Regions from separate parts of the Homo sapiens genome. Here region 2 is linked to region 1. Evidence: chromatin loops called from intact Hi-C (ENCODE). Cell type or tissue: dorsolateral prefrontal cortex. All regions are shown on one strand. Links, peaks and the distances in the headings refer to the core of each region. The heading gives the core; the rest is flanking DNA. Region 1 overlaps TRAPPC12 (trafficking protein particle complex subunit 12). Region 2 overlaps TRAPPC12 (trafficking protein particle complex subunit 12).

Region 1 (8,624 bases), core at 305-8,304:
GCTCGGGGAGTGCGTTAGCCAGGAGCAAGCTTCCGATCATGCTTGGAAACCTGGCCTGAGTGCTCCCTCCCAGGTAGCCCCACCCTAGCCTCACTCCCTCACTCCTTGTGGCAGCATCTCCCCACAGGCCTGGTGGCCTGGTCATCTCCTCCTTCCCACAGCTTCTGTCCTACTCGATGTGCAGCCCAAGTCAAGATCGGGTGGTCTCCGTTTCCGCAGGTGTGCTGGGGTTTCTGGGGAACTGCTGGCTGGTGTGAGCTGAACGTGTGTGAGGTGTGTATGTGTGTGGTGTGTGGATGTTGGGTGTGCATGCTGTGGCATGTGGTGTGGGTGTGGTGTGTGCATGTGTGTGCACTTGTGCACTCTCTTTTCAGTAATTTAATTGCAGGTAGAGTAACAAGGTCTGAAGGAGAGACGGCACTGTCTGCTCATGGATGTCCCATTCAGCATTCTTGGCAACCAGTCATTTTACCCCTGGTTGGGCTCCTGCTTTGGTGGGAATGAGCATGTAGTTATCAGAGAGCAGAAGGCTGTTCCTGGAAATCTAACAGAAGGTCACACCCATGAGCATTTATAAGGAGGGTAGGGGAGGATTTAGAGCAGGAAAGGAATCTGCAAAGATCATCAGAATAAATATGCAATTCATTGAGACAATCCATATTTTACATCCATTAAGAGAAGATATTCAGAATTTCTTTTCACAAAAATAATGGTATAAGGGGAACATAAGCAGCTAATGTGTTTTTCATTGCTGAAAGGCAAAGTGAGTTAAGTTTTTAATTCTAGCAATTAAGTTTCTGTGTGTTCTCCTGAAGCACACCGTAAATGCACATCATTTCTAGGTGATTGTTATCTCACAGTGGACGCTTGGTGCCAGCGGTGGGTCAGCTTCAGCCTCCTAAATCACAGCCTCAGAGGCAGCCAGGGACACACGGCTCCCAGTGCCCAGCGATGAGGGAGGCCAGGAGCACTCCCAGGGCCTGGTGCTGCCCAGGGTGGCATCTTGGCACTTTGCAGTTGGAAGTGTGGACTTTTCTTCGAGGAAGTAGACACAGCACAGGCGCAAGGAGCGCTGGACAAGGGGTCAGATGGAAGCGTCCCTGGCCTCTGTGGACCTCAGCCTGCCTGTCAATAATATGTTCATTTCAGATTAGCTCAGTCCTCAACCTGCGCCTTCCTCCTGGTCATCCCAATGATAAACAGGCACCATTGGTCAGCCCACCCTCCCCCCAGGGCAGCTCCCAGGGGACCTTTGCAGACCCCAAGAAGGCCACAAAGCCAGTTTGGAAACTACTAGAAGAGATGGGCCCTGAAGGTTTGAAATCAGTGGAGGGATGGCTGCTAACTAAATAATGTGCAGGGGAGAGCAGGGAGGGACGGGCCAGGCTCAGGGTCGCGGTCAGCCACCGTGTGGCAGCAGGTGCTAGGGAAGGAAGCCAGCTGCAGGGGAGTGCCGAGTCCCCAGCGGAATGTGCCAGCCACTTGAGTTCTGGAACACGGTGTAGCACTCCTTGGGGGAACCGGCGTCTGCACCAGCCCATGGTCGGGAGGCAGGGGAGGCCTCATGGCTGGGCATGGGTGGGGCCCTCCGGGTGGCCTCCCATAGGTCAACTGCGAGAGGCTGGCGGCCACCCTGGCCAGTGGCCCTCCCAGCCTTGTCGAGCTGCAGGCAATGTCGTCGTTTCTGTCAGCTTTGCTCCTTTTCTCAGGGTTCTGGCTTTGGAAACGGGGCCCCCGGTCGGACCATTTGGCCTTGTGTCTGGGCTGATGCTGAGCAGCCACCCTCCTGGTTCTCTGATGCCGAGGGTCTCTTCCCAAAGCCACCTCTGGTCCCAATGCGAGTGCTGTATTTTCTGCCTCAGTGCAGCCTGCAGCATATTCAGCATTCCAGGCCGAAATCCAGTGGTGTTAACAAGAGGGATCTTTTAAAGTTAAATTAGAATTCACAGGACCCAGTAATTGAGGGCTAGAAAGAGCCTCGAATTTATTTGTGCACTTACAGGCTGCTCTTACCTTGTAGCCTCTATCCGGCTGTGGAGGTCACGTCTGGGCCGGGTGATGTACTCCATGGCAAACTGTCTGCTCCTGATGAAGGTACGTGGGTGGCCAAGCAGGGCTGCCATGTGATCTGGAAGAGCGGGGTCAGTGGGAGCCGCGAGGGAGCCGCTGGTATAATAGATGCTGGCAGGGACCGGCCGTGCAGAGAAGCCAGCTAAGTACTGGCTTAACAGGGAGCCCAGTGACACATTATGGGGCTATATGTACTTTATTTCTACTGCAAGAAATTTCAACAGAATGTAGAATTTAGATGATCAGATTTCATTATTGAAATGTGGGTCTAAATGATTTAATTAAAAGTATTGTTCATTTTCCCCCATTTTTCTCTGAACTCCATCCCCAGAAGGTGTCCTTTGTTCTCCCTATCTTCGTGGAGGGTGTTTTTTTCACCTCATGGTTTTGATTTTATGATTGATGCTTACAACACCTGAAGACAGGCTTCCCCACAAGACCTTCTTAGGACGTCACCCCAGAGCTCTCAGCCCGCAGGGAAACAGCTTAGAAATCAAGGAGCTGAACTGAGGCTGTCATCTGTTTTTCCGTGTCTCCTGGCTCTCGCCAGCCTGTGCAACGGTGTTTTTTGGCTCCTCTCTTTGTTTGGAACGCACCCCACACCTGGCTCACCTCCCACACTGGGCATCAGGGTGCCCTGTGTGGAGCTAGTGTCCCTGCAGCCAGCTGTGCGTACTGAGAGCTACTGCAGGAATCAGCTAGCAGCAGGCGCTCCGGAGCAGTGCTCGTAACACCTCCTGGGCTGTTCGAAGACAGCGACCTTAACTCCCACACCCATGCGGCTTTCATGGGGCCAAGGTCATTCCTGAGCTTGATTTTCAGCAAGGCAGAGCAGGCAATTTACCAGCGGAGAACTGTGCTCACGGGCTCTGTCATGAACCCTGAAGTGGCAGCCCTGCTTTATGCACGGACCCTGCAGCATCCCCAGAGGTGACTGTGACCCCGGGCACTGCTCCGAGCAGGCTGGGTGCGGGTATAGATTCACAGCCATCAGTGGCTCAGGCATTCCATCAGGAAGACGTGCAGCCCGCACCCCGGCTTTAGCGCAGCCCCAGTGCCCAGTGCGGGGCCGCTGCCTTTGCGCTTCTGCGTCTACGTCAGGCTGGACGCACAAGGAGACTCGGCGTCCTGTTCATCCTCGGTAGCAAGCGACCGTGACGCAGCCTCGCACTACTGCAAGCCTCAGCCTCCTCCTTAAAATAAGGGCATAGATCTGAGATCTCTGAAATCCCTCCCAGCTCTGACATTCACACAGCTCTCTCCTCTCCTTCAACACACTGGATAAAGGAAATTACGGTTTTCAAGTTCTGTGGTTTTGCTCAGAGCAGGTTTTTCTTCCGCTGCCACTCCTGAGATAGTCCCACTGAGGTCAGGTGGCCCGCACAGGTGCTTTGTTCTGGTCCTCACCCTCCTCCCACCCGCCCCCTTCCCTTCTCCAGCCCCCTCTGGCTTCTGCAGCAGGGCTTGCCCACCTCTGAGTGGGAGTGAAAAGTAGGCCCTCCTGCTCCCCTGCCCTGGTGGCCTCTTCACCACCCAAGGCTTGGCCAGCAACCAGGTGACCCCGAAGCACCCGGCCTGACCCCTCTGCCTCCCAAAACAGGCCATTCTCCCTGTGCTGCCTGTGGCCAGCCCTGACACCCCCACCTGGCGGTCTGGGCGGTCCGCAGTAGGCCTCCACCTGCTGAGGGCATTGTCAGCGTCACCTGAAAGTCACCAGCTTGCCGGAACATTCTTATGCAAAGACATGAAGAATCAATTATAAATTCACAGGACTGACGTTTCACTAATCATGGGGCTAAAACTCCCCAGGGAGGAAAGTTCCCTGTTCCACTGGCGGGCTTTCATTTGCATTTTAAGACACATTAATAGAAAACGACGGAATGGGCTTTTCTTTGTGGCACTGTGGTAGTAACACCACCACCAGGCTCCGAATGTGAGTCTTCTTCCTGTATTGCTGGGACTCAGTACAGAACATATTATTGCATTTCAAAAATACTTTTACAATGGACATGATTTAATTTGAAAGTTCAGCTTAAGCTTTCATTTTCATGAGTTAAAAAAAGGAGGCAAAAATGTTGCAATTAAAGCCAAGCCAAGCATATGCACTCTCTTGCCATCTAGTGAGCATACAGGGTATTGCAACAGTGTGTGATCTTAATAATATGGGGTATCCTGTTAATTAAATTATGTATATGGGCTAACAATGAGTTATTTAATCAGCCATTTAATTATCTTGAATAACATTTTTATTACAGTGAAATAAATACCAATTTAACTTCTTAGCAATGAAATGTATTCATACGTTTTAGCCCTGGATAAATCTGCATGATATGCTATAATGCACAGTGGCATGTATTATAAAGCATTGAAAATGTCACTATCTTCACTTTTTAAATACTTCTTCCTCTCCTTAGGCCTCACTGTAGCCTTAGGGCACCTGCACTGGCAGACCATATGGATGCAGGTGCCTGCCACCTTAGGTGGCTTGGGCCCCCCCTCCCCCGGGTGCCCCTGGGAGGCCACTTCCCTCCTGGTGTCCCCACAGCTCGCCAGTATGCACATCAGAACCCGCCGTGGCTCCGCACATGATGGAAAGGAGCACGCAGCTGCATCAGCTACCTTCCGTCTTGCTGAAATTAGACTGCAGAAGTCCTTGCTGGTTGCAGAATGGTTGTAAATCTAGTTTCACGGCCTGTAAACACGTGTGGCTGCTGAAAAGAAATGGTGAAGATTGAGCTAAAATAGACTTGTCCCTGGAAGTAAGTCATTCATGTCCTTTACAAAAGCCAAATCCACAGGATCTGGAGAGTAGGTTAAGCTCTCTTGAGGAGCTTCTTTTGGCCATTTTACCTGTGAAGGGCTGTTTCCTCTTCAGTAAATAAAGTCATTAAGTAACCGTCAACCTAAGGAAACTTTGTAACACAATCCCAAATCCTCATCTGCTGTATTGACGATGGGCCCCCTGAAGTGCCCCAGAATTCTTCCCCCAACTGCAGCCCGGACACACAGACACGTGTCATGTTCACACCTGAGGGACTGGCGAGCGCTACTGTTGCTGAGCTGGTGGGAGTGGCTGCCGGCGGGTGCAGGGGCCCCCGAGATCCCTTCTCTGCCGCGCCTGCCCCCGGCCTGGAATCCAGCTTCCTCTCACACGGCTCCCAGGCCTGTGCACGTGCTCTTTGGGAAGAGCCATGCCTAAAGTAACTTCCCATCAAAGAGCATGGCTTGGTTTCGTAAAAACCTGTCTTTTGTCATACTAGATTATCTTCAGAAACACTGACCCCTGGCCCTGAGCACTGAAAGAGCGGTTAGGGTGATGCGGCTGGCCACGGCATCGCCCACTAGCAGTGAGTGCTGCGCCCCCACCACGCCCCCACCCTGCGCTCTCTGTGGTGGCCGCCTCAGCCTGGAGCATCAGTGGCGTGAGTGGGGCACTGGAATGACCCAGTGACACTGCCGGGCTGATAACAAGAAAGTCAAAGCCTGCCTTTTGTTTACTTGAAACCAAAGGTGGGACATGTGTGGGATTAGAACAGACATTGCCCAGCATGATGGGTGCTCGGAAGCCTACTTCCTTCCCCAGAGAAGCCTAGGGGGGCAGCTGCTACTTTTCCCCGAGCTGGTGCAAGCTGGTGAGTGCAGCCTCTGTTGGAAAGCAGGGCTGCTCCCCTAAACTTCTCAGATCAGGGCCAGCCCAGGGTGTGCAGGCCCCACAGCTGCATCTGGGGTGCCATGTCCGTCCCAGCTGCAACCTCAGCCGCCCCGAGTGCCCCCATGCCAGGTCACAAAGCCCTCCCCTGTGTGAGGGAGCTCACACACACACGTCCACACACACACATGCTCACACACACGCTCACACTCATACACAATGCTCACACACGCTTACACACACATGCTCGCACTCGCACAGCTAGACAGCAGAGACAGGCAGCAGGAAGGCGTGGGAAAGGAGACCGAGGCATGTGCTGTCTGGCTCGTCATGGGCGTCAGGCCTTGAATAAAATTAGTTTTAATGAGCTGTACTCGAAGGTACTAGACTGGAGAGAGTCGTTTTGGGTTTTTTTTGTTTTTTCCTTCCTACCAAACTGGAATTGTACTTGTCTGTCTTTCTTTGTAACATCCCAATTAGCAAGCCAGTAACTCCAGTCCCAGTTTGGAGGAAATGGAACATGTAGAAGAATAAAGAAATAAAAGTACCTCTGGGATTATACGATGAGTAAGTAAGAAGAAAAACACCATTGGTGGCCATAGTTACTGCTGACCGCGTGCTTATAGCTAAGTGCGAGAATGCAGGGGAGCATTTAGTGCAGGGCCTGCCGCACACAGCTCGCTCAATAAATGCGGCGATCACTGTCATCCTGGAGAGAGCCCGGGTTTGCTGGGGACTTGAGACAAGCTACCACTGTGTCCCACGTGACTTTGGCAAGACCTTCCTGCACGGAGACCGCGTTGCTCACACCTGGAAAGGGTGACTGGGTCCGCTCAGCGTCCAGCAAGTGGCTGTGATGGGCCGGCATGAGTGGGCAGATGGACAGTGAGACTGTGCTGCCAGGCCTTGCCCTTGAGGAGGGGCCACGGGCCAGACCACCACAGGCAGGGCAGAGCGATGAGGAATCCAGCAAAGGCCTTTGGCAGAAACCAGATGCCCTGAGCACGGCAGCTGGCACAGCGCTCCTACATGTTCCCCCGTAGCTGTCTCTAAAACGGGAAGGTCTCATGCGTGCCGCACGGAGCACACGACATTCACGCACTCTGCAAGGCCGACCTCCATCACATACTCAGCCTCAGCAAACTTGTTTTGTGGTTTTTCTTTACATGTAAAGGTTTGACCTTAATTTCTAGCATAGAAAACGTTTAAGAGACACTTTAAAAATTTGGCCTATGTATTTGGAGGATGGAGATGAGACAGCGTTCGCCAACTCACATGATAACTTTGTCAGGAAAGAGAGTTAGGTGCAGTCCAAGTGAAATATGAATCGCTGTTTAGAAGATGGAAGCAGGAAACAGACCCTCAGGCCCAACTAAACCGCGACAGCCCCCGGTGACAGGCAGGACCCCGCCGTTGCGATGCGCACAGCTCAGAATCCCGGCCCGACTGCAGTCGGGAGAGCAGCCGCCCCCTGGCAGCCGAGCACCGCGTGCTGGTTTCCAGCTTCCCCGCCAGCTCCTGCGTCAGCGTGTCCTCTCTCTACACCGCGTCTGTATACACTTGTGCTCTTCTACACGTGTGAAACCCACAGTGCTGTTCTCAGCTCTAAAGTACGTTGGGTTTTTCTTCCCACAGGATTATGTGCTGGCCGTGGAGGCGTATCATTCGGTTATCAAGTATTACCCAGAGCAAGAGCCCCAGCTGCTCAGCGGCATCGGCCGGATTTCCCTGCAGGTACCTGTGCACGGTCAGACATGAGCCAGAAAGGCCTTATGATAGTTCTTTGCTCAGATGGGCGACTGTTTGCTTTTAATCATTTTAATATAAGAAAGACTGCAGAAAATATTCCAATTCAAATGTATGTGACCATGAAAAGGGTGGGTTCTTTCCAGGAGTTCTGGTTTGACTGTGGGAGGCCCTGCTGGCTTTTGTGCCTGTTGCTAAATGTGAACCCACAGAAAGTGTCATCACAGCCACACTGAAATGAGTTACTCTAGACATTGTCCTGCTGCAGTTACGAAAGCACTGACTAAACCGTGAGGAATCTCAGTTCAGCTTATCCCGTAATAGTCACTCGCTGATATTTTGCCTGAAATAACCCTTGAATCATGTTTGCTGGACAGACAAAGTCCAGACTGAACAGTGGTCTCAGTAATGCACAAAGCTCGGCAGGACCCCCTTTGCTAAGAATGTCCTTGAAGCTGGAATGCATTTTCCTGGAATATTTGGTGACAGGGAGGTCACAGGGAGTGATGAGTCCCGCCCACATCCCTGTCAATCCCACCCTTGCAGGCGGAGCACAGGGCAGCTTCTGCCCCTCTCACCCTCAGTCTTAGGTCACGTCCCAAACCTGGGCCAGGGAAAGGAGGCACGAGCAAGGGATGGCTGAGCGGGGAGAAGCAGCACAGACCTTCCACAGGCACCCACTCACGGTGAGCCAGGCCCTGCGCTGAGCATTTCACCTCACGGTGTGACTGGCTTGTTTTACAGATCAGCAAACTGAGGTCTCCTGGTTAAGTGATATCCAGCTACAGGAGGCCACATAGATAATGGGGAAGCTAGAATTTGAACAGGGCCTCTGTGAACTCAGGGCCTGCACTCTCAGCTAACAGCTGGTCCTCTCCCCCTCCACACAGTTGCTCACACATGCACTGACACACGTAGGCACACGTGCACACACCATCTCCTGCACGCCGCCTGCTTGTGGAAGTCCACATGGGACACCAGATAGTGTTGGAGGACAGCCCTGTCCATGGGCCCCTGTGGTGGGGCACAGCAGATGACTGTCACTGAATAACCCCAGGCAGGCACAGATGCGTGACGCGTGAGCTGCCACCATGGGCATCGGCTCCTGCCTGCACTGGGATGCTTGCAGCAACCCTCGTTACCTGTGTGAGAAAGCTCT
Region 2 (8,624 bases), core at 397-8,396, 63 kb before region 1:
TAGTAATTTAGCAAAATAATGTTGGGAAAGCATATTTGAGTACAGTCTTTTTTGTGGATATATTTTCGTTTCTCTTGGGTAAAAACTTAATAGTATACTTTCTGGGGCTTACGATAAATGTGCATTTAGCTCTATAAGAAATAGAACAGTTTCCAAAGTGGGCACAGTATTTCATGTTTCCGTCAGCAGCGTATGAGAGTTCCAATTATTTTGTATCCATGGTATAGTCAACTTTTTTCGATTTTTGCATTTCTCTGATGACTGAGGTTATATAGACTACTTGATACAAAGGATCTCATGTATTAATCCTTTGATATGTAGACGGTTTGTATATCTTTATAGAGCATCTCTTCAAACGTTTTCTCCATCTTTCAAACTTCGGATGTTTGTCTTATTGTTACTGTGTTTTAAGAATTCTGTAAATATCCTGGTTGGAAATGAGCTATCATACACAATAGATGTGTTGCAATTTTTTTTTTTTTTACTATTCTATGTCTTGTTTTTGCAATTTCTTAGGTGTCTTTTGAAGGGCAGAAATTTTAATTTTGGGGTGCAGGTATACTAGCTACAGATTCTCGCAGCTTTTATTAGTTTCAAAATTATTACTTTTTTTTTTTTTTTTTTTTGAGACAGAATCTTGCTCTGTCGCCCAGGCTGGAGTACAGTTTCACAATCACAGCTCACTGCAACCTCCGCCTCCCAGGTTTAAGTGATTCTCATGCCTCACCCTCCAGAGTAGCTGGGACTACAGGCACGCACCACCACGCCCAGCTAATTTTTTTTTTTTTTTCTTGAGACACAGTCTCACTCTGTCACTCAGGCTGGAGTGCAGTGGCACAATCTCAGCTCACTCCAACCTCCACCTCCCAGGCTCAAGCAATTCCCCTGCCTCAGCCTCCTGAGTAGCTGGGATTATAGGCATGTGCCACGACACCCAGCTAATTTTTGTAATTTTAGTAGACACGTGGTTTTGCCATGTTGGTCAGGCTGGTCTCAATCTCCTGACATCAAGTGATCTGCTCACCTCAGCTTCCCAAAGTGCTGGAATGACAGGAGTGAGCCACCACGCCTGGCTAGTTCTTGTATTTTTAGTAGAGACAGGGCTTCACCACATTGGCCAGGCTGGTCTTGAACTCATGACCTCAAGTGATCTGCCCACCTTGGCCTCCCAAAGTGCTGGGATTACAGGCATGAGCCACCATGCCCAGCCTCATCTTCGTTATTAAAGTTTATTTTTGCCAAATATACAACATATTTACAGTATGTAGAATTCTAGGTTGACAGGTTTTTTTTTTTTTCTTTTTAGACCTTGTAAGATGCCATCCCACTGTCTTTTGACTTGCATAGTTTCTGATGAGAAGTCTGTAGTAATTCTTATCCTCGCTCCTCTGTACCTAATTGTATATTTTTCCTCTGGGTGCTTTTATGATTTATCCCTGGTTTTTCAGCAGTTTGGTTCTGATGTACTTTCACATGGGATTTATGTTTATTTTGCTCGGCATTCATTGGCTGTTTTGGATCTGAGACTTTATCATTTTTGTCAATTTGGGGAAATTTGGGGTCATTATTTCTTCAGGTATTTTCTGTGTTTTTTCTCTCTCCTACTTCTGGAAACTCCAGGTATACCTACTGCTTCATATTGCCACAGAAGCTACTGAGGATCTGTTTTTGTGTTTTTATTTTGCAGTCTTTCTCTCTGTGGTTAAGTTTAGAATTTCTACTGCTGTCCTTAAGTTCACTTATCTTTTCTTCAGACTTTTTAGTTTGCAGCTAATCCTATTCAGTGACTTTTCCATGTTTTTTACCTCTGGAATTTTTATTTGGTTCTTTTTCGTATCATTTTTCTTTTATCATTTTCAAGCTTTACTTTAAACTCTTGAGAACATTTATAAGAGGCACCTTAAAGTTGTCTTCTGAGCTGGGTGTGGTGGCATGTGCCCATAGTCACAGCTACTCAGGAGGCTGAGGCAGGAGAATCACTGGAGCCCAGGAGTGTGAGGCCAGTCTGGGCAACATAGGCCTCTTTAAAGAAAAAAAAAGGAAAGAAAGAAAAGAAAAGAAAAGTTCTTATCTGAAAGTTCCATTATCTATGTAATATCTGCATCTATTTTTATGTACTTTTTCTCTTAGTTACGGGACACATGTTTTACATGTCTAGTAATTTTTTATTAGAAGGTGGACATTGTGGATTTCAGGTTGTGTGTCTAGCTTTTTCATCTTCCTTTGAAAAGACTTGCCCTTTATTCTGACAAGCAAGTAACTTATTTACAGATTTAGTTTCATGTTTGTTTTTAGACTTTTTAGAATGACTTTAGAGCAGTAGCTTCTACTTTTGGGTGACCTTTCTGAAGTCTGTACTGAATTCCCCTTCTGTTCAGTGAGAGCACTAAACATGGCAGACCCACAGTCAGCACCCTTCAGCCCTGTGTGAGCTCTGGGCTTGCCAGCTCACAGGACTCTGTCCATGGCAGACCCACACTCAACACCCCACAGCCCTGTGTGAGCTCTGGGCTTGTCAGCTCACAGCACCTCATCCTTTCCTGCCTTCAGAGCTGCACTCTCTGCACATACAGCTGAGTGTCAGCAGTAAACTCAAGGGCTCCCACACAAACCCTTTCTCTGCTTAGCTCCCTCCTTTCTAGATCTCTGGATATAAGAATTATCCAGTTTGTAAGTATGTTCCAAAACCATTTTCTAGTAAATTATGTTATAAATTGTAGCTGGGTTTTTAGAATAAACCACAAAGGATTATGTAGGTGGAACTTATTATATAGAGATAATGTATATTCTTTCTGACACATACACTCTCACACTTTCTCTGTCTCCCATTGTTGTTAATAATTTAGCAAAATAAGAATGTTGGGAAAGCATATTTGAGTACAGTCTCAAGCTCATCAGCCCACCCGCCTTAACCTCCTTGATGTCCCAAACCCTGCTTGGGATTCTCCTCCTGCAATGTGGTCCAAAAAGTGCCATTGGGTTCAAGAGTTCAACTCATGTTTTCCTTCTGTTGGGTCACAGTCCTTTGCTGTGTCTGAAGACAGTTGTTAGATTTCTTCTGAGCAATGTTGCAGTTGTTCACATCAAGACAGTCCAGTCCCAGTTACCCTGAAATGGACAGAAGCAAATTACTGCTGCTTTTTATTCATTCATCAGTTGGTGGACATTTGGGCTGTTTCTACCTTTTGGCTGTTGTGAGTAATGCTACTGTGAACATTCACACACAGGCGTTTGTGTCTATGTGTTCTCAGTGATCTGGGATGTATAGCTAGGTGTGGACTTGCTGGATTCTGTGGTAACTCTGTTCAACATTTTGAGGCCCCGCCAGACAGTTTTCTAAAATGGCTATTCCATGTTGACTCCCCACCAATGATGTGGTGTGTGAGGGTTCCAGTTGCTCCACATCCTTGAGTTTGGGTTTGGGTTTTAATTGTTGTGGTTTTTTTGTTCAGGTGGTCTCATTTTTCCCTGGAGTAAGCAAACACTGGATCAGAGGATAGACCCTGCCAGGATAAACAGGCACCTTTCTGCATTGGCGATGTGGCAGAAAGCTCAGCGTGTTCTGTGCCAGGTGCAGGGGCTGCTGCCTTTCAGCAGCGCTACCCCGTGAGCATTTGTGTCTTTGGGCTTCCCAGACAGTAAGGCCCATACGCTTTCAGTCCACTGCTCTGGCTTCTGTTTTGTCTTTCACCATCAAAATCAAGAAGGGACTACTGAGACTATTCCCCCATTGCAGGAAAGGCAGCCAGGCCCTAACCGCCTGTCAGCCGTGAGAACAGCCACTTGCTCCTCCATAAATGCACCTGACCAGGAGAATGGGGTGGCGACATCACGATGAGTCCCAGATTGTGATATATTCATGTGTTTCCTTCGTGTTCCCTGAACCTTGCCCTGGATAAAGTAGACCCTCACTGAATGGCTTGCTGGTCTGAAGGAATCATTGGTTCTAGCTGGATTCCATCCCAGGTGTAGTAGCACAGCTCTCTAGAAAGCCCTGGGGGAAGTTCCCTCCCCCTCCCACCTCCCCTGCACAGTAACGGCTAGAGGAGATGCAGTACAAGCGTCTCCACCTCCCTGCGCTGTCACCACCTTCAGTTAGCCACACAGCAAGGGCGAGGTTTGTCCTAAGACGCTTGTCACATCCTTGGCCCTCTGTTGGTGGGATATTTGATAGTCATGCATATGCTAGTATCTCAGGAACTTGCTGTGGTAGCTAAAATATTAACTAACAGAGAATTTTAAGGACAAGAGATTTTCACAGCATGGTCTCATTGATAATGTTGTGGGGATGGAGGAGTTGAATTGGCCCTCCGTCCCTGGCATTACAATTTGATTTTGCTCTTTACCCAGCTCGCTGCCCCCCTGGCTGAGATGCTCTTTGTCTGAGACGAGTTGCATTTTTGCAGAGCTTTATGGGGCCCTGTGTCTGAACTCTTTTATTTTGCCTTTTAATTATTGCTGCTAGATCAGTTAGCTGATTTTGTGGATCTGGTATTTGAAGTACTTCACCTTATGCTCTGAAAGCAGAAATTATACAACTGCTGCCCCTAGGTCTTTTCCTCAATGTGAGAAAACGTGAGGCTGGCCTCTGCGAGCACCAGGTTTAGCACCCAGGGAAGAGACAGACCTATGACCTGGAGCCACCCAGCCCCTTCTGCCGCAGGCTGTTGATCTCTCCTGGTAGAAGGGAGGCAGCAGAGCAGAGAAGCAATGTCAGCAGCTTTTCTGATTCTCTTGCTCTCATGGTCTAGATTCTGTTCTTCTTTTAAGTGTCACTATTTTGAAAGATAGCAAAAGATTGAAATAACCTTGCTTCTTAGGAGAAACAACTTCTATGCTTTTCTTTCCCCCGCTCCCCCCGCCACCGCCCCGCCGCCAAAAAAAAAAGGGTAGGAGAACAATAGGAAGAGATCTGAGCCAGCGGTGAAGTCCAGGCAGGGGGCACGCAGGCTTCTCTGCACCCTCAGTCACTGCGTGCTCCCAGTGGCCCGCCTGCAGCATGAGCATCAGCTTCTCTGTGGCTGGGAGGCAGCTTTGTGCTGAGATGGAGAGATCTTGGCTTTCTCCACCCCCCATCTTGGGGTTGTCCTAGTTTGAGTCTTTCTTCTGCTCACCCGAGAGACTGCAGGGACTTTGTGCTGTGTCCCTGTCAGCAGCTGCTGCGGGCCAGACGCCCAGAGCACGTGTCAGGGAAGATCCAGCCAGCTCCGGCTGCTTGCTGTCTCCAGGCATTTCAGGGACCTCAGAGCCACTGCTTCCTCCTCCCAGGATGCTCACTGTCTCTGGCATTTCAGGGACCTCAGAGCCACTGCTTCCTCCTCCCAGGATGCTCACTGTCTCTGGCGTTTCAGGGACCTCAGAGCCACTGCTTCCTCCTCCCAGGATACTCACTGTCTCTGGCGTTTCAGGGACCTCAGAGCCACTGCTTCCTCCTCCCAGGATACTCACTGTCTCTGGCGTTTCAGGGACCTCAGCGCTGCTTCCCTTTCCCCCTGGGCTGCTCTATCCCCCCAGCTGCCCCTGCCTCAGGTGTTTCAGGGACCTCAGTGCTGCTGCCCCTTCCCAGGTGCCTTTCCTCAGTCAGCAGCACCCCCAGAAAGGAGAGAGATGGTCCAGGGCTGTGTCCTGGTCCCAGCTGTGTGTGAGAGGCGTCTCCTGCCGCCCGTGGAGAGCATCGTGTCCTGTGAGCAGCCTTTACTTACCCTGGACTCTCCCTCGGCCTGCGGTGCAGCCACCGAAACAGCACTGAGGCCTGTGGACTGTGACAGTTTTCTCTGCACTGTTGGGATGACTAGTTTGTCCCCATACAACAGACTTGGTAACTTCAGGCCCTTCCCTGGGGCCCCTGAACTGTGCCGACTCCCGAGGGTCATGAAGGCTGGCTCGCCCAGCATCTGGGCTTGACACTAGCTGTGAGATTGCTCCCTGCTCAGGGCAGGTCATTGGCACATCTCTTCTGTCCCCAGGCCACACAAAAGCACCTGTTCTCCCTCCCCTTGCCCTTCTGTGTCTTCCCTTTAAAGCAAGTGGCATGCTTCAGATTCCACGTCCAGTGTTCTTCAGCACCGTCTAAAGATCGTTCTAATCAGAGGAGTCAGGTCAGGAGTAGAAACGGTCCCGTGCAGAGGCAACTGGATTCTTCCCTGGCTTGCAGCATGAAGTGCGCCCAGCAGCTCCTGGAGCAAGGCCTGGCTCAGCGAGGCTACCGAGGACCTGCTGTGAAAGGGGGTCTCAGTTTTCCTTTGGCTTGGCTGGTGACCTCAGCACTGAAGAGAGGGCCATTGGTAATTTAACTTCTTTAGCCCTAGCCCTCCAGGCTTTCCTGGAGGTCCAGGCAAGCATGGAGGCATTGATGAGATTTGGGAAGACTATTCAGGCCTGCCTGCACCAGCGCGAGGCTGGCCACTGTGGGTGCAGCCCCTGGTCCCCAGCAGTGTCACCTTCATGCTCCTGGGCCTCCCTAGGCCCCTCACCTGAGGCCTCTCTGCTGGCTTGGCTTTGCCTCTCACTACAAGCCTGGTAGTAGGCGGTAGGACTTACCGTTTCCTCTTCAGAATAAAGAACATGCTTTCTGATCAGTGGTGAATAAAGATATAATTTTTAAAATAAAAAGAATAAAGAGCAATTCTAAAATTATGCATTTTATTAACGATTGTGCTAATTTAGCTTCTGGTTAATTGAAGTTTTACGATACTATAACCGTTACTTTTACCTCCACAAGCCAGTGGAGAAAAAAGAAATTGTGTTTAGTTATGGGTTCTGGTTAGCTGAGTTTAGTTGACATTTTATTGTCTTGACATATTTTTCTTCTATTCTTCCCAGGGAGATGCAGTTAAAGACTTGATGCTTCGCTTTCTGGGTGAAAAAGCTGCAGCAAAGAGACAAGTCCTAAATGCCGACTCAGTGGAACAATCTTTTGTTGGATTGAAACAGCTAATCGTAAGTGACAATGTGTTTGATTTCAGTGTTGTTTTGTGATAAGTCCTGCCTGCCTTCATAATATTTTCTCTAGAAGTCAATTATTTTGAATATTATTCAAAGCTCTTGCACATAAGTAGAATTTTGTTGGAGTAGATGCCAGTCCTGTGCACCAAAAAGCATCATATTAATACATGGATACTTTTAAGCCTAATTAGTTAAAAAGCCATTATTGGAAATGATCAAATTACTCAAAGCAGTGCATACTTTGATTGAGTTTGCTTCATCATATATAATAGAGATAAATGATTTGTGTTCATTTTTTAAATATATTGCATTTTCTGCATTTTGTGTAGAAAGTTTATTATTGAATGGGTGAATTTCTGAACATTTTTAAGCTTTGTCATGAATTCTATAAGTAGGTTTTTAAAATTCATGGCTGGGCGCAGTGGCTCACACCTGTAATCCCAGCACTTTGGGAGGCCAAGGCGGGCAGATCACAAGGTCAGGAGTTCAAGACCAGCCTGGCCAACATGGTGAACCCCATCTCTACTAAAAATACAAAAATTAGCTGGGCATGGTGGTGCGTTCCTGTAATCCCAGATACTCAGGAGGCTGAGGCAGGAGAATCGCTTGAACTGGGACCCGGGAGGTGGAGGTTGCAGTGAGCCGAGATCACACCACTGCCACTCCAGCCTCGGCTACAGAGCGAGACTCCGTCTCAAAAAAATAAAAATAAAAAAACATTAGTACTGGATCACCATTGCTGTACAGGTTGATTTGTTTCCAATGAATTTATAATCTTAAAGACAGCTGTAATTGCGTTGGGTAGCTTTTCTAGATTAAGGAGAAGATATTGGAAGTTTGTCGCGTATGTTTCCTTCAGGAATCCTATGGTAGCCATGGGGTAAGTACTCTGAAATGAGAGCCCCATCTCACACCGAATCTCAGCTCCCCAGTGTTGTCTCCTTAGGGGGCTGTGGAATTGCTCTGCTAGCTCATCCACACGGTTGCCTAGAGTGGACTTAGCAAAGCCATGCTCCCATGCCTGCATGCAGTCAAGTTAGTGGGCACACTTTCTTGAAGGGGTTTGGAGAGTGAGGTCCTTGATTTTGGGAATAAGTCCCACCGGCTGTCTGAAACTCATGTTGAAATGCGCCCTTATCCTGACTGTATTTCAGCGGCACATGGTCCAGACACTCTCCATTTGGGTGAACAATCTGGAGGACATGTATTCACCTTTCAACTTTCAAAAAAGAGAATGGAATTTCCTAATTTACTTATTTTTCTAATAGTTCCCCATCTTGTTTTTCTCAATTGTTACTAATTCTTCTGCACCGGGCTTCAGATTTCACCAATTTTTTTTTTTTTTTTTTTGAGATGGAGTTTCACTCTTGTTGCCCAGGCTGGAGTGCAATGGCGTGATCTCAGCTCACTGCAACCTCCACCTCCCGGGTTCAAGTGATTCTCCTGCCTCAGCTTCCCGAGTAGCTGGGATTACAGGCGTGCACCACCACACCCGGCTAATTTTTTGTATTTTTAGTAGAGACAGGGTTTCACCATGGCCAGGCTGGTCTTGAACTCCTGACCTCAGGTGATCCGCCTGCCTCACCCTCCCAGAGTGCTGGGATTATAGGCGTGAGCCACCGCACCCGACCAGATTTCACCTATTTTAAGCAAACTTTAGTTCCTAAAGATATAATAGT

Evidence for each region. Peaks named below come from ENCODE experiments on the same cell type or tissue, not always from the same donor. Only the 100,000 strongest peaks of a DNase experiment are listed, where the experiment ranks them.
Region 2: it touches region 1 in a loop (2.0-fold over the local background); 3 of 110 quality-filtered maps call a loop at or near these places.

What each region holds. Positions count from the first base shown.
Region 1 is chr2:3,458,243-3,466,866 of GRCh38, forward strand. TRAPPC12 (trafficking protein particle complex subunit 12) reads left to right here. Exons shown (of 12, transcript NM_016030.6): 8 at 2,021-2,094; 9 at 7,355-7,453. Among named protein-coding and RNA genes, the nearest start is that of TRAPPC12-AS1, 21 kb to the right of the region's middle. RefSeq lists enhancers at 1,580-2,093, 2,446-3,313. In dorsolateral prefrontal cortex, for the core only: a CTCF peak has its summit at 4,187 (motif pointing left); DNase peaks (open chromatin) are centred at 2,880 and 3,139; H3K27ac peaks cover 5,539 bases.
Region 2 is chr2:3,394,955-3,403,578 of GRCh38, forward strand. TRAPPC12 (trafficking protein particle complex subunit 12) reads left to right here. Exons shown (of 12, transcript NM_016030.6): 3 at 6,823-6,939. Among named protein-coding and RNA genes, the nearest start is that of TRAPPC12, 20 kb to the left of the region's middle. RefSeq lists enhancers at 4,092-5,017, 5,018-5,943, 5,944-6,867. In dorsolateral prefrontal cortex, for the core only: no CTCF peak of the experiment used is centred there; a DNase peak (open chromatin) is centred at 5,167; H3K4me3 peaks cover 1,446 bases; H3K27ac peaks cover 3,335 bases.